2 separate regions of the Homo sapiens genome follow, and region 2 is linked to region 1. A link is an interaction called in ENCODE POLR2A ChIA-PET data of the cell type or tissue named here. Cell type or tissue: IMR-90. All regions are shown on one strand. Each heading gives the region's core, and the rest is flanking DNA. Links, peaks and the distances in the headings are about the cores only. Region 1 overlaps PARD3 (par-3 family cell polarity regulator). Region 2 overlaps PARD3 (par-3 family cell polarity regulator).

What was found. Peaks named below come from ENCODE experiments on the same cell type or tissue, not always from the same donor. Only the 100,000 strongest peaks of a DNase experiment are listed, where the experiment ranks them.
Region 2: POLR2A ChIA-PET joins it to region 1 with 15 read pairs; 2 of 35 experiments call an interaction of 5 or more read pairs at or near these places.

Annotation. Positions count from the first base shown.
Region 1 is chr10:34,389,594-34,396,466 of GRCh38, reverse strand. All of the region lies in intron 7 of PARD3 (par-3 family cell polarity regulator), which reads left to right. Among named protein-coding and RNA genes, the nearest start is that of PARD3, 420 kb to the left of the region's middle. In IMR-90, for the core only: a CTCF peak has its summit at 5,087; no DNase peak of the experiment used is centred there.
Region 2 is chr10:34,552,946-34,559,818 of GRCh38, reverse strand. All of the region lies in intron 2 of PARD3 (par-3 family cell polarity regulator), which reads left to right. Among named protein-coding and RNA genes, the nearest start is that of PARD3, 260 kb to the left of the region's middle. In IMR-90, for the core only: no CTCF peak of the experiment used is centred there; a DNase peak (open chromatin) is centred at 3,098.

The sequences.
Region 1 (6,873 bases), core at 772-5,771:
GTAATGTAAGCTTGTGAAGTTAACGTTAGAGAGTTTTTTACAGCCATGTAGATCTTATTGTGACCTGATGTGTGATGAAGTTTTTTTTGTTGTTGTTGGTTTTTTTGTGTTTGTTTTTTGGTTTTTTTTGAGATGGAGTCTCACTCTGTCACACAGGCTGGAGATCCTGGCTCACTGCAACCTCCGCTTCCCGGGTTCAAGCAATTCTCCTGCATCAGCCTTCCTAGAAGCTGGGACTACAGGCATATGCTACCATGCCTGGCTAGTTTTTGAATTTTTAGCAGAGACAGGGTTTCACCACGTTGGCCAGGTTGATCTGGAACACTTGATCTCAAGTGATCCGCCGGCCTCAGCCTCCCAAAGTGCTGGGATTACAGGTGTGAGCCACCATGGCTGGCTTAAGTTTTTTAAAATAAGAATCTTGCACTGCTTACTTTCAAAGCTATTTTTTAGACTAGGTTGAATGTTTTTCAATCAGGGGCATTAATGACAATTAGCTCGTCCTCCAACCCCTGTCTTAGTTGACTACCTGCTGATATGTAGAAATAGAGACAAATAGGTAGAGAGACAATATTATCTTCCCCATGATGATGTTTTTCTTTTTTTTTTTTTTTTTTTTTTTTGAGACGGAGTCTCGCTCTGTCGCCCAGGTTGGACTGCGGACTGCAGTGGCGCAATCTCGGCTCACTGCAAGCTCCGCTTCCCGGGTTCACGCCATTCTCCTGCCTCAGCCTCCCGAGTAGCTGGGACTACAGGCGCCCGCCACCGCGCCCGGCTAATTTTTTGTATTTTTAGTAGAGACGGGGTTTCACCTTGTTAGCCAGGATGGTCTCGATCTCCTGACCTCATGATCCACCCGCCTCGGCCTCCCAAAGTGCTGGGATTACAGGCGTGAGCCACCGCGCCCGGCCGATGATGTTTTTCTTGAGTTATTTCCTTGTATATGTTATTCAAAAATAAAGTTAACTGATCCTCATCTATATTCGTTCACGGTTTCATTACTTTGGTGATTTCTTTTTTTAAATTATTTTCTTAGTAGAAAAACATTTACCTAAAACGTTTCATTACCTTGGAATCAATTTTTATTTCATCCATATCATTTCATTTCCTCCTGATTTAAATGAGAACCATCGGCTGGGCGCAGTGGCTCACGCCTGTAATCCTAGCACTTTGGGAGGTCTAGGCAGGTGGAGCACTTCAGGTCAAGAGTTCAAGACCAGCCTGGCCAACATGATGAAACCCTGTCTCTATGAAAAATACAAAAATTAGCTGGGCATTGTGGCAGGTGCCTGTAATCCCAGCTACATGGGAGGCGGAGGCACAAGAATTGCTTGAACCCAGGAGATAGAGTTTGCAGTGAGCCAAGATCACGCCACTGCACTCCAGCCTAGGTGACAGAGTGAGACTCTGTCTCAAAAACAAATAGGAAAGATAATCTCTTTATTTAAACCACAAATGCCACTATTTTCAGGAAGGTTATGCCAAATAATTGTGATTACCTTTGGCAGAAGAACCTTGCTTTTTTTTTTTTCTTTTTTAATATTTCTAGAACCTGGTTGTAGGTATTGGTCTACAGGACCATAGGTACTGCTTAGTGAAGCGTAATCAGCACAGGAGCAAATGAACCCATGACTATCCATATTAGATATGGTGTTACTATATTAACAAAGAAACGGTAATGATACATCCTGGCCTGGATGGTGGTTAAGAAGTATTTCTGACACTTTCTCATGAAATAGATATATGATTATGATATAATGTTAAGTATATAAAAAGCAACATATAAAATTGTGTGCTAAAATAGGGACTGGACCTATGAAATGATAAGATTTTGTGTTTGAGGCTGGACATGATGGCTCATTCATGTAATCCCAGTACTTTTGGAGGCTGAAGTGGAAGGATCACTTGAAGCCAGGAGTTCAAGTCCAGTCTTGGCAACATGGCAAAACCTTGTCTCTGCAAAAAATACAAAAGTTAGCCGAGTGTGCTGGCATACACCTATGGTCCCAGCCACTTGGGAGGCTGAGGTGGGAGGATCACTTGAATCTGGGAGTGTGGGGCTGCAGTGAGCCATGATCATGCCACTGTACTCCAGCTTGGCATGGCAGAGTGAGAACCTGTCTTAAACAAAAACAAAATAAGGCCGGGCATGGTGGCTCATGCCTGTAATCCCAGACCTTTGGGAGGCCAAGGTGGGCAGATCACCTGAGGTCAGGAGTGCGAGACCAGCGTGGCCAACATGGTGAAACCCTATGTATACTAAAAATACAAACATTAGCCAGGTGTGGTGATGGGTACCTGTAGTCCCACCTACTCTGGAGGCTGAGGCATAGGCCAGGCGCGGTGGCTCACACCTTAATCCTAGCACTTTGGGAGGCTGAGGCGGGCGGATCATGAAGTCAAGAGATCGAGTCCATCCTGGCCAACATGGTGAAGCCCCATCTCTACTAAAAATACAAAAATTAGCTGGGCGTGGTGATGTGCGCCTGTAATCCCAGCCACTCAGAAGGCTGAGGCAGGAGAATTGCTTGAACCCAGGAGGTGGAGGTTGCAGTGAGCTGAGATCGCGCCACTGCACTCTAGCCCAGGTGACAGAGCAAGACTCTGTCTCAAAAAAAAAAAAAAAAAAATTACTACTATTCTTACTTGGGCTTCATAATCTAACTTAAAGTAGATACTCTAAATCTTTTCCCCTATGGAAAACAATTATGGCTAAAACATTTTAAATTAATTAATTAAGTAGAAACTGGGTCTTGCTTTGTTGCCTAGGCTGGTCTCAAACTCTTGGCCTCAAGTGATCCTGCTACCCTGGCCTCCCATAGTGCTGGGATTACAGGTGTGAGCGGCTGTACCTGGCCTAAAGTTTTCTTCTCTGGATCTTTTTTTTTTTTCCTTTTGAGATAGCTTCTCACTCTGTTGCCCGGGCTGGAGAGTAGTGGCTCACTGCAGCTTCAACCTGCCGGGCTTAGGTGATTTTTCCACCTCAGCCTCCCAAGCAGCTGGGACTACAGGCAAGTGCCTCCATGCCCGGCTAATTTTTTATATTTTTTGTGGACATGAGGTTTCCCAATGTTGCCCAGTCTCGTCTCAAACTCTTGGGCTCAAGTGATCTGCCAGCTTTGTCCTCCCAAAGTGCATGGATTACGGGCATGAGCCACCTTGCCTGGCCTGGATCTTTTCTATAATGGACATTTCTCACTTATTTACATCTACCTTTATTCTTAAGTCTGTGGCACTTAAATTTGTTTCACATTACTTTTCCTTGTGAAAATAGTAATTGTATGTTGGTGTTTATATACACTTTTTTTTTTTTTTTAAGATCTAGTATCTACTAGTTAGCATTTTTGGTGCCTTTGATATCTCAGATCAAAGATTCACAAACTTTCTGTAAAGGGTCAGATAATCAGTATTTTAGGCATCATGGCCCAGAAAATCTGCCATTGTAGCATGAAAGCAACCATTGACAAGATATAAACAAAGCTTCATTTACAAAAACATATTGCTGGCTGAATTGACTCATAGGCTGCAGTTGTCAGCCCTTGCCCTAGGGAACCAAACAAATAAAAATGGCTGCCATGATGGTTTTACATTCTAGTATTTTTCATGTCTAAAACTTCTTCACCTCTGTTTTCTATTCATATCTTTGGGGGACAAGAGTGTACAGGATTTTGATTTCCACTTACTGTTTGATAAGAAAGCCTCTTTTGTTGTAACTACATATTAATTCCCAGCAGTGCATGTCCTTGATTCTCAGGAAGAAGGGAAGTTGAAAAAAACCATATAAGCCCATTTACCATACTCTCATTAGTAGTATGTACTCACAGAACAATCCTTCTTAACATCTACTTGTCAATCATAAGACTTAAGGAAAAATCTAAAGTTTCACAGTTAGAAAATCAGGCCCTGTGAAGATGGTGGTGAGGGAAATGAAGGGACTCTGGGTGTGGGTCTGGCTTTCTGCTACTGACTCATGTTGGCAGATATCTTATTTATTAATTTATTCTCAACTTACTTTTTACAGATTTGCCATCATTTGATTTGTCTGATTAACTTTGATTTTTATCCCAAATAATTTTTTTCATCTGTTTATCTTCAATACAATATTCAGAATATCAGGTGAAGTGTCAACATCCTTTGGAAAAAGCTTCTTCAATTTCTGTGTTAAAGTTTATTTTTATGACTTTTCCCCTCTTTATTTATTTGCTTAGTTACATTATTGTCCATAAATTCCATCATGAAGCTGAAAAATGAAATCACATCTCTAAGAGAATATTTTTTATTTTTAAAATTGATTTATTCTTTTTTTTACTTTCTTTCTTTCTTTATATTTTTTGAGACAGGGTCTCACTCTGTCACCCAGGCTGGAGTACGGTGGCAGGATCTCCAGGCTCAAGTGATCCTCCCACCTCAGCCTCCCTAGTAGCTGCGACCACAGGCACACACCACTATGCCTGGCTAATTTTTTGTATTTTTGGTAAAGGTGGGGTCTCCCCATGTTGCCTAGGCTGATCTGGAACTCCTGAGCTCAAGTGATCCACCCACCTCGGCCTCCCGAAGTGCTGGGATTACAGGTGTGAGCCATCACTTCTGGCCACTAGGAGAATATTTTTAATGTTTTGCGTTTTTGAGTTGAAATAAAAGTGACCCTGTTGGAAAATATGTATTTCATAAGTATTATTATTTGCATTCTATTTAAACCTGAATATAGATTAATTAGAAGGTGGTTAAAATAATCTATATGCAGATTGTATTTTGTAATTAATCTATATTCAGAAAATCACTGAAATATAAAAGTTTGTTTTTTACATCCTGCATTCATGTCTTGAATAATTTCCCCCTCAAATATAAACTGATGTTTCTCTGTCTACAAGACTAGTAGTCAAACATCTTTGGATGGTCTTGAGACATACCATACTCATCCATTTAATTCAGCAGAATCTGAGCTTCACTCTCCCCTCAACTAAGATTTACATGATTATAATTATATTGTTTGTCATTTTTATCCCTTCCTGTCTGAACAAAAACTGTATGGAATCAACACCACCGAGCTCTGTGGGAAAAAAGAAAAACCTTCTCCCTTCGCTCTGCTGGAAGCTGGAGGGCGCTAGGCCCCTGTGCAGTAGTGCATAGAATTCTAGCTTTTTTCCTCCTTTCTCTGTATATTGGGCTCAGAGAGTACACTGTGTCTCTATGTGAATATGGACAGTTAGCATTTACCAACATGTATCTGTCTACTTTCTCTTGTTTAAAAGAAGAAAAAAAAAACTAAAAAAAAAATGAGGTTATAGAAGGTCAGCAAAGGGTGGGTTTGAGATGTTTGGGTGGGTTAAGTGGGCATTTTGACAACATGGCTTCTCCTTTGGCATGTTTAATTGTGATATTTGACAGACATCCTTGCAGTTTAAGATGACACTTTTAAAATAAATTCTGTCCTAATGATGACTTGAGCCCTGCCACTCAATGGGGGAGTCAGCAGAACCTGTAGGATCTTATTTGGAATTGACATTCTCTATTGTAATTTTGTTCCTGTATATTTTTAAATTTTCTTTTTGTTTCGCTGGAAAGGAAAGATGATGCTCAGTTTTAAACGTTAAAAGTGTACAAGTTGCTTTGTTACAATAAAACTAAATGTGTACACACACAAAAAAAACTATATTGTTTGTTATACCCTTTTGTTCATCTAAGATATTCTTTATCATTTTTTGCTCTATTATGTATTGAAAACGCAATTTATTTTCCCCAGATTTGGAGTTGGGAATTTTGTATTACCTCTCTGTGTCAGTCAGTGACTGACTTGACCTTATGTTGTCCTCGTTTTATTGGCACGGGGATTGTCAGGACTGGGGAAGGATACCTTGCTCAGTATTTTTTACGTAGTGTGGCCTTGGGCAAGTTAGCCTCACTTAGCCCTACTCCTTACATATGAAGGATAGGAATCATGACTTTTGTATGGTTTAAATAAGAAAATATATGTAAATCATTTAGCAAGGTCCTTGGCAGTGGCAGCTAATAAGAATGATCAAATCATGAGAAGAGATTTTATACTCAATTTATCTTTTGTTATGTGCCTTGAAATTCCCTCCAGTGGTGCTTGGTATTCTGGTGCTTGGTATTCTAGGTAGGTAGTGATTAGTCTACCCAATCAGAGAAAGTGATCATTTTCCTCTTATATCATGAATCTGGGAGAAAATTTACTATTATGTCGTAAAATTGAGAATCCCAATACACATTTGTTTAGTTAATTGGGTACATATGCTAATGAAGAATTACAGTCAATTTGAGCTTCACAAACTAGCTGAGAATAAATATGCTCTTGAACTTTTGAGTACTCAATTTTAATTTAATAACTTTTGAAAAAAACGCAATTTAACTTTATTTGCTGAATCAATAGTCTTTTGTCTGAAAGTTTTCAATTGTGCATTCTCAGCCGCAGACTCATTTGTTATAATAAAGAACTATAACATACGCATTGGTTTTAGAGAGACAAGTTGCAGTTTACACTTACATGAATCATGTCTCTTTATATATAGCAATATGACATCTGTGATTTCTGCTGTAATCTAAAGGAATTTTCCATTTTTATTTACCTTTTTGGCCTGATTTATCTCATTCATTGAAGTTTTTCTAAAAAAAAAATTAAGATTTAAAGTTTTAACTTGGCATTCCTTTAAACTTTCTCCTTTTGGTGTCCATGCTTTCAGTGGCAGTACTTTCTGGGCTCATGTAGGTAGTTGCTGGCCCCCCATGGGCTGTACTCAGGGAGCTGAGCGGTTCTTGTTGATGAGACCCTATTCTGCCCACTCATATTCTGCCTTCCCTACCGTTGTGATGTTTATACTGTGTCAACCTTTATTAAGATGAATTATAATCATT
Region 2 (6,873 bases), core at 765-5,764, 160 kb before region 1:
TTTGTTGTTACAGTCGCTTCTATTCTCATCAAGTAGGTAAGGTCAAATTATATCGCTGTCCTGGGAGTCATCCTTTTCATCACTTATTGCGTGTCTCTTTGTTGGGTGAGTAACTCCATTTATTAAACTCTGGAATAATGATTTATGGAAGAAATTGTGGCATTGATGAGTGGGCATTCACTTCGAGAATCTTGATGTGTTGGGATGTTAAAAAGGTAGCAATCTTGTTTTCTCTTTTGTTGGCATGTCTATTCTTCTGACTGCTAATGCAACTCAGGTAGAATTCACATCTCAGTGTTTAGGTTCTCCTTTAGGAAATACTGTGAAAGGCCTAGTGGCTTGTAGTTTCTTTTCTTTTTTTTTTTTTCATTTTTTTTTAGGAGAAAAATGAAAAACATCTCTGATCACTTCTCTAGTGTTTGTTTATGACCCCTGCCTAAAAATGCATGGCTAATTCTAGGTACTTAACAGTTACAAATAAGAAGCCAAGACATTCCACCGAAGGCATGGGTTTTAGAAAATCACAACAGTTTTGTATCAATTAGCCTACAAGCCTTTGAATCTTGGATCAATGAAAAATACTACTTTGCCAATAAGATCAATTCAATCAAATTGAGCTCTTGTGAGACACGTCCGCAATTAACTAAGATATAAGGCTGAGTATGGTGCCTAAGTTAGAGACTTGTGGAAGTCCAGGTGAATGAGAAAGTCACAGTGCTTTGGCATAGGGGCTCCAGAAAGTGCAAAAGGCCTTAGAGGCTAATTCTGTGGGGGGGAAAAATGAGTTTTCAATTCTAATGAAGATTCTTCTAGAAAAATGTGTGGATTTGAAGGCAGCATTTATTTATTTACTTACTTACTTACTTACTTACAAGACCGGGTCTCACTCTGTCGCCCAGGCTGGAGTGCAGTGGCGCAATCTTGGCTCACTGCAACCTCCGCCTCCCAGGTTAAAGTGATTCTTCTGCCTCAGCCTCCTGAGTAGCTGGCATTACAGGCGTATGCCACGAAGTCCAGCTAATTTTTGTATTTTTAGTGGAGACGGGGTTTGAGATCTGTGGGGTTTCACCATGTTGGCCAGGCTGGTCTTGAATTCCTGACCTCAAGTGATCTGCCCACCTCAGCCTCCCAAAGTGCTGGGATTAGAGGCATGAGCCACCGCACCAGGCCGGCAGTGTGCATTTATGTAATTAATAATTGGAGTAAAGGTAAATGTGTACATTTTCTGGGAAGGGGATATTTGGCAATGGAAGCTGAGGCACACTTTCTCTGGAATAATATAGCTTCAGCCTCTTGCAGATTTAGTATAATTAGAGTCAAGGGGGCTGTCAGAAAGGAGATAGAACTCATTCCCCAATCATGGTTGACTTAACACTTTGAGGAAATGAGGTAGCAAGAATGATAAGTATTTTATCAATTGTTCTGAAGATCAAAGCAATATGATAGTTTATGATTCTTGCTTATAATCCCATATGACTAATACAGTGAAGCAGAAGTCCTATTAAGAACTGTAGCTACTGAAAACTTTGTAACAGCATCCACTCAAATTGGTTTTGGAATAAGTAGATCATACATAAACCTCTGAAATAGCGGTAGTAGATTCATTTGGGTTGCTGCAATGGGGAATATAATTACGTATTCAACTTTTTTTTTTTAGCAAAAAGATGTGCAGTCCACATGCAAAGTGAGAACATGGTGAGAAACGTTCAGTGTATTCTGTAGAGGAGTGTGGGGAGCCATACTTAGCACATACAGCCAGCAACACCAAAGTTGTGGTCATCTTTTGATTGAAAAATAGCCCTGGCAAAATCATAACGAGAATAGTAACAGTTTTGTGATACCTTTTGTACTTTTTTCTTTCTTTCTTTTTTTTTTTTTTTTGAGTCAGGGTCTCACACTGTCACCCAGGCTGGCTGGAGTGCAGTGGCATGATCATAGCTCATTGAAGTCTCAACCTCCTGGACTCAAGCAGTCCTCCCACCTTAGCCTCCCAAGTAGCTGGGACTATAGATGTATACCACCACACCTAGCTAATTTTATGTTTTTACACTAGAGATGGGAGGCCGGGTGCAGTGGCTCATGCCTGTAATCCCAGCACTTTGGGAGGCTAAGGCAGGTGGATCGCTTGAAGTCAGGAGTTTGAGACCAGCCTGGGCAACGTGGTGAAACCCTCTTAGCCAGGCATGGTGGCGGACGCCTGTAATCCCAGCTACTCAGGAGGCTGAGACAAGAGAATCGCTTCAACCTGGGAGGCAGAGGTTACAATGTGCCGAGATTGCACCATTGCACTCTGGCCTGAGCAACAAGAGCGAACTCCATCTCAAAAAAACAAAAAAACGAAACAGTAGGGATGGGACTCTCTCTGTGTTGCCCAGGCTGGTCTCAGACTGCTGGGCTCAAGCGATCCTACTGCCTTGGCCTCCCAAAATGCTGGGATTTTGCTGACCCTGGCTCTTTTGTATTTTCTAGTTATTCTGTTTGATAACTATTTTCTAGGCATATACCATATTCTGTATGATGTGTTGGGTACTGAGGATACAAAAGTGAATAGAGCACACTCCCTCTTGTCAAGTCGCTTGGTTGGTTATAACCTATTTTTCTCCTCAAAACCAACATACTCGGAGATGAGCACACATTCTAACAGGAGGAGTAGCCCACTTTGGCAAGAGTAAAGAAAAAGAGATCATGGAGTCAATATTATCTGGCAGAAAGTCAGCTACATGGTTGACATTCCTCTCTGCAGGGTGGACCCCTGGGTCCATTGAACATTGCTGAGCTATTGGCTGAGGAAGAACATATAACCCCAGCAGTTATACCTTCCTTTACCACCTGTTAGGATTTAAAGGACAGGACATCTCACCTGGCTTGGCTTGGGAGTAGGGTAGAATCAGGTATATCTATGTGTCTAGAAAGGTTTTGTATGACAATACAAAATCTGTGAACAGGAGTATCCCTTTATACATAATGAGGGTGTAGAACATAGCCCAATACAGGAGAGTGGACTAGGGGAAAGGAAACGGTTTGTGTGGTTTTATGTGAGAGGGTTAGGTAACTCTTGAAGTTCATGACTGGAACAGACATGGACAGAAAAAATAATAAACACTACGCTCATCTGAATTCTTTAAGCAAAGGAATTGGGCTGGGCATGGTGACTCACGCTTGTAGTCCCAGCACTTTGGGAGGCTGAGGCGGGCGGATCACGAGGTCAGGAGATTGAAACCATCCTGGCTAACACGGTGAAACCCCGTCTCCACTAAAAATACAAAAAATTAGCCGGGCGTGGTGGTGGGTGCCTGTATTCCCAGCTACTCTGGAGGCTGAGGCGAGAGAATGGCGTGAACCTGGGAGGCGGAGCTTGCAGTGAGCGGAGATCTCGCCACTGCACTCTAGCCTGGGCGACAGAGCAAGACTCTGTCTCAAAAAAAAAAAAAAAGAAAGAAGAAAAGGAATTGGAAGGGTGGTAGCGCAGTTGTGTCTATTAAATTCTTCTTGCACACAGGATGTTACACTATATTCATTTGAGTTTCTTGATGTTTCACTTAACAAAAGCCAGATTAATTTAGCTTTAGTAGAAAAGAAAAACGTTGTTGTAACGGTACTACCGGGTTCTTCATAACCTCAACCAGCATCGAAAGTTAAGGGAAACAAGAACTAGAAAGACATTGAGAACTCCAGCAGTACCTCCATTCAGTCTCTGATTTCTGCTTTCTTCAGGGCTTCTGCTTTATTCTTCTTTCCCATGAGTTGCTTTCTTTAATGCTCTATTTCCTTGTTACAGTTTGTCTGACTAGTGTTGCTAAGTTTTCTTTATCATAGTTCTAGCCACAAGTAGAGATCTCTCTCTCTGTCCTACCTCCAAGTTCTGTGGAGAGATAATCTAGTTGGTTCCACTTAGATCAAAGGGTCCAACCCTGATGTCATCAGTGGTGGCTAGAAGGAGGTGGTGCAGGGTGATGACAATGAAGGTGGCTGTGGCTGTGGGTGATAGGGTGGAGTCATCCAGGACACCTCTGCCTCCCCAGGGCTCACTCCTTTGGATGGGGGTTAGGTAGGTAGGTGTGTGGGCGGGTGATGGTATTTCCCAGAGAATGGAGGGTACCACCAGAGCTTGGATAAACTGGTACCTTATAAGATACATAGGATTAAAAAAGACTAATACATATTGAGGGTGTAAGAAAAATAAGGTCAATTAAATAATGATGTAAAAGATAAGCATACAGCCCATGATCCAGCTTGGTTTAATGTTTCCTAATATTTAAAGCAAAAGTTGAAGTATTACTTATTCTGTGATCCTGTACTTCTTTTGTTTTGTTTTGTTCCTCAATTATTTATGATATAAAATTTTCCTAGGAGACCATTTTCCCATGCAGGCAGTATAAAAGATTTTGTATTCTAAGTGAATTCCAAAACAGAAGAAAAACTTCCCATCATTTTCAAGTAAAAAGTGATTGTATCATTCTGTTGAGATGGAATGGGATCGTAGTTCATGTGTTTAAAGGTAACATTCAAAGGGCCTTAAAAAAAAGGACTTTATTTTTTAGAGCAATGTTAGGTTTACAGAAGAATTGAGTGCAAGGTACAGAAATGTCCTTATATCCCTTTCCCCCACAAACTTGCATAGCCTCCTCATTAACAACATCCCCCACCACAGTGGAACATTTGTTACAGTTGATGAACCTACATGGACACATCATCATCACCCAGAGTCCATAACTGACGTGAGGGTTCACTTTTGGTGTTGTACATTCAATGGGTTTGGACAAATTTATAATGACCCCATTACAGTATCAGACAATATAGTTTCACTGTCCTAAAATCCTCTGTGTTCTGTGCATTCATCCCTCCATCCCCTTGAATTTCTGTACCTAAAAGACTATATCTGCTTACCCTTGATTAAGTAATAGATTCTGAAATGCTAGACTCTGTCATCTCAGTATTTTAGTATTCGATGTCTAGGTATTTCTTCATGAATGAATGCCTTTGGCTGTTTGTCTCATTGTGAAAAGTTGATTTGATTTTAATGTAAATATATCCATTCCTCATCTTAATAATTTTTTTTCCAATTTTAAAGCTTGATAATTTTTTAAAAAATGAGCACCAATACTGTGAGATTTCGATTCCTAACGAAAGGCCGCTGAGTTGTCATTGGCCTTAATTGTAACTAGTATTAAGTTTCTTTGTATTTCTATTACTTATTTGTAACTGCTAGATTTATTTTCCATAGAGTTTAAAGTCTTTGAGTTATGAGAAATCTATATCCTCCCTTTTAAATTACTTAAGAATAAAGCTTGTATTAAAACCATGTGCTAGACATTTTAACTTTTCCTGTTGTTTAAAAAAGGCCTTCATTAAAAGTTGGTACAAAGAAAGATCTTAAGCTACCCTCATTCAGAATCTTTCACATTCTTAATACATTGAAAGCATTTGTCAACACTTCATTACTAACATGGAATATAAGTTAATGATGCACAAAGTTTAAAACCTTATATTCAATTAGAGAACCTATTAGCTTTGAAAGCAGTAAATAATAATTGGCATTTACTGAATTTTAAACAGGATCTACATGTTACATTTTTGTTTTAGAGTGCATATAACATTTTGCATTGTGCTGTGAAAACCTGATGTTTTGAGAATACAGTTGCCTTTTAGCATTTAACCTAAAGTCTCTTCCTGATTTTAATGTGGAATTATTTCCTCCTTTTAATTGCTAACATGTTTTTCAATTATTTACACACAATTTTTAAGGTGCTAATTGGCACTGGAATAGCTGATGGAATGTAAACTGTTGGAATCAACATTAACTTAAAGCACATCCACAGTAAATTTTTGTATCCTGGCCTGGAATTGCTGGCATTTGTGCATTAAATGCATCACTAGTCTAGCAGTAAAATTCATAAAACAGCAGTAGGCGGTTGTAGTATTTACCTTATCAGAGCCTCAAGATGCCAGCCACTGGATCTGCTCAGCAGAATTCCAAAGCATCCTTTTTAGTGTTGTAAGGTTGGGTTAAGTGTCTTAGACCTCTTTTGAACAAAAACATTGCTTATTTATGTGTTGAGCTAATTTGATCCAAGGGGGTTAATAAAATAAAAACCCAAACCATTCTCCTAAAACCCCAACATTCGATTCATGTAAGCTTTTGTATCTCACGCTTGCTTTTTGTTTTGTGCTTCTGTTTTCATCCCGAGTTGTCTTTAGTTGTGATTTGCTCTCCTTAGCATGTTCCATGAGAACCCAACATGCCAGTACCTTGCATGTGCTGTGCTGAGCAAGACAGTTTTCTCATCTGTTTATCCCCTTTTCCCTCTGTGTGGTTTTGCTGAGAATTTGCCATTTATTTATCCCATACCCTAATTTTACAGTTATTCCTCCACTTGGTCATGCAATTTCTATTGTTTGTTATTAATAAAAGACTTTCAAAGGCCTTAACTTCTCTGAATCTAAAACATTGCTGGCAATCACAGTACCCAGGACATATTTTTGTGTGGCTTCTTGGGTTCTGCTCTGTGCACTCAGATTCAGAGACTGGGGAGGAAGCCTTCCTTTAACCAGCCCTTTCCATGGTTCTGACCTAGGAATTGTGTTTGGCAACCACCACAGCACTCAGGTAGTCATTTCCAGTGATTTCCACCACTCTGAACCTGGCTGCTGACCATGGAGGAGACTATTTCCCAGGCTTGGTGGATCGATGGCGATTAACCTCCGTTCTGCTAAGTCTCTGCCAGGATGTCACACAGGATGTGCCTGTCCTTAAGTACAATCACATAGTACGTTGTTTAGTTCATTATGTGGCATCATTTTATAGGGCATTTGAGTATTTGAAGTGGCTGCTTCATCTAAGGACGAAGTCACTTCAAGTTGGCATTGACGTAG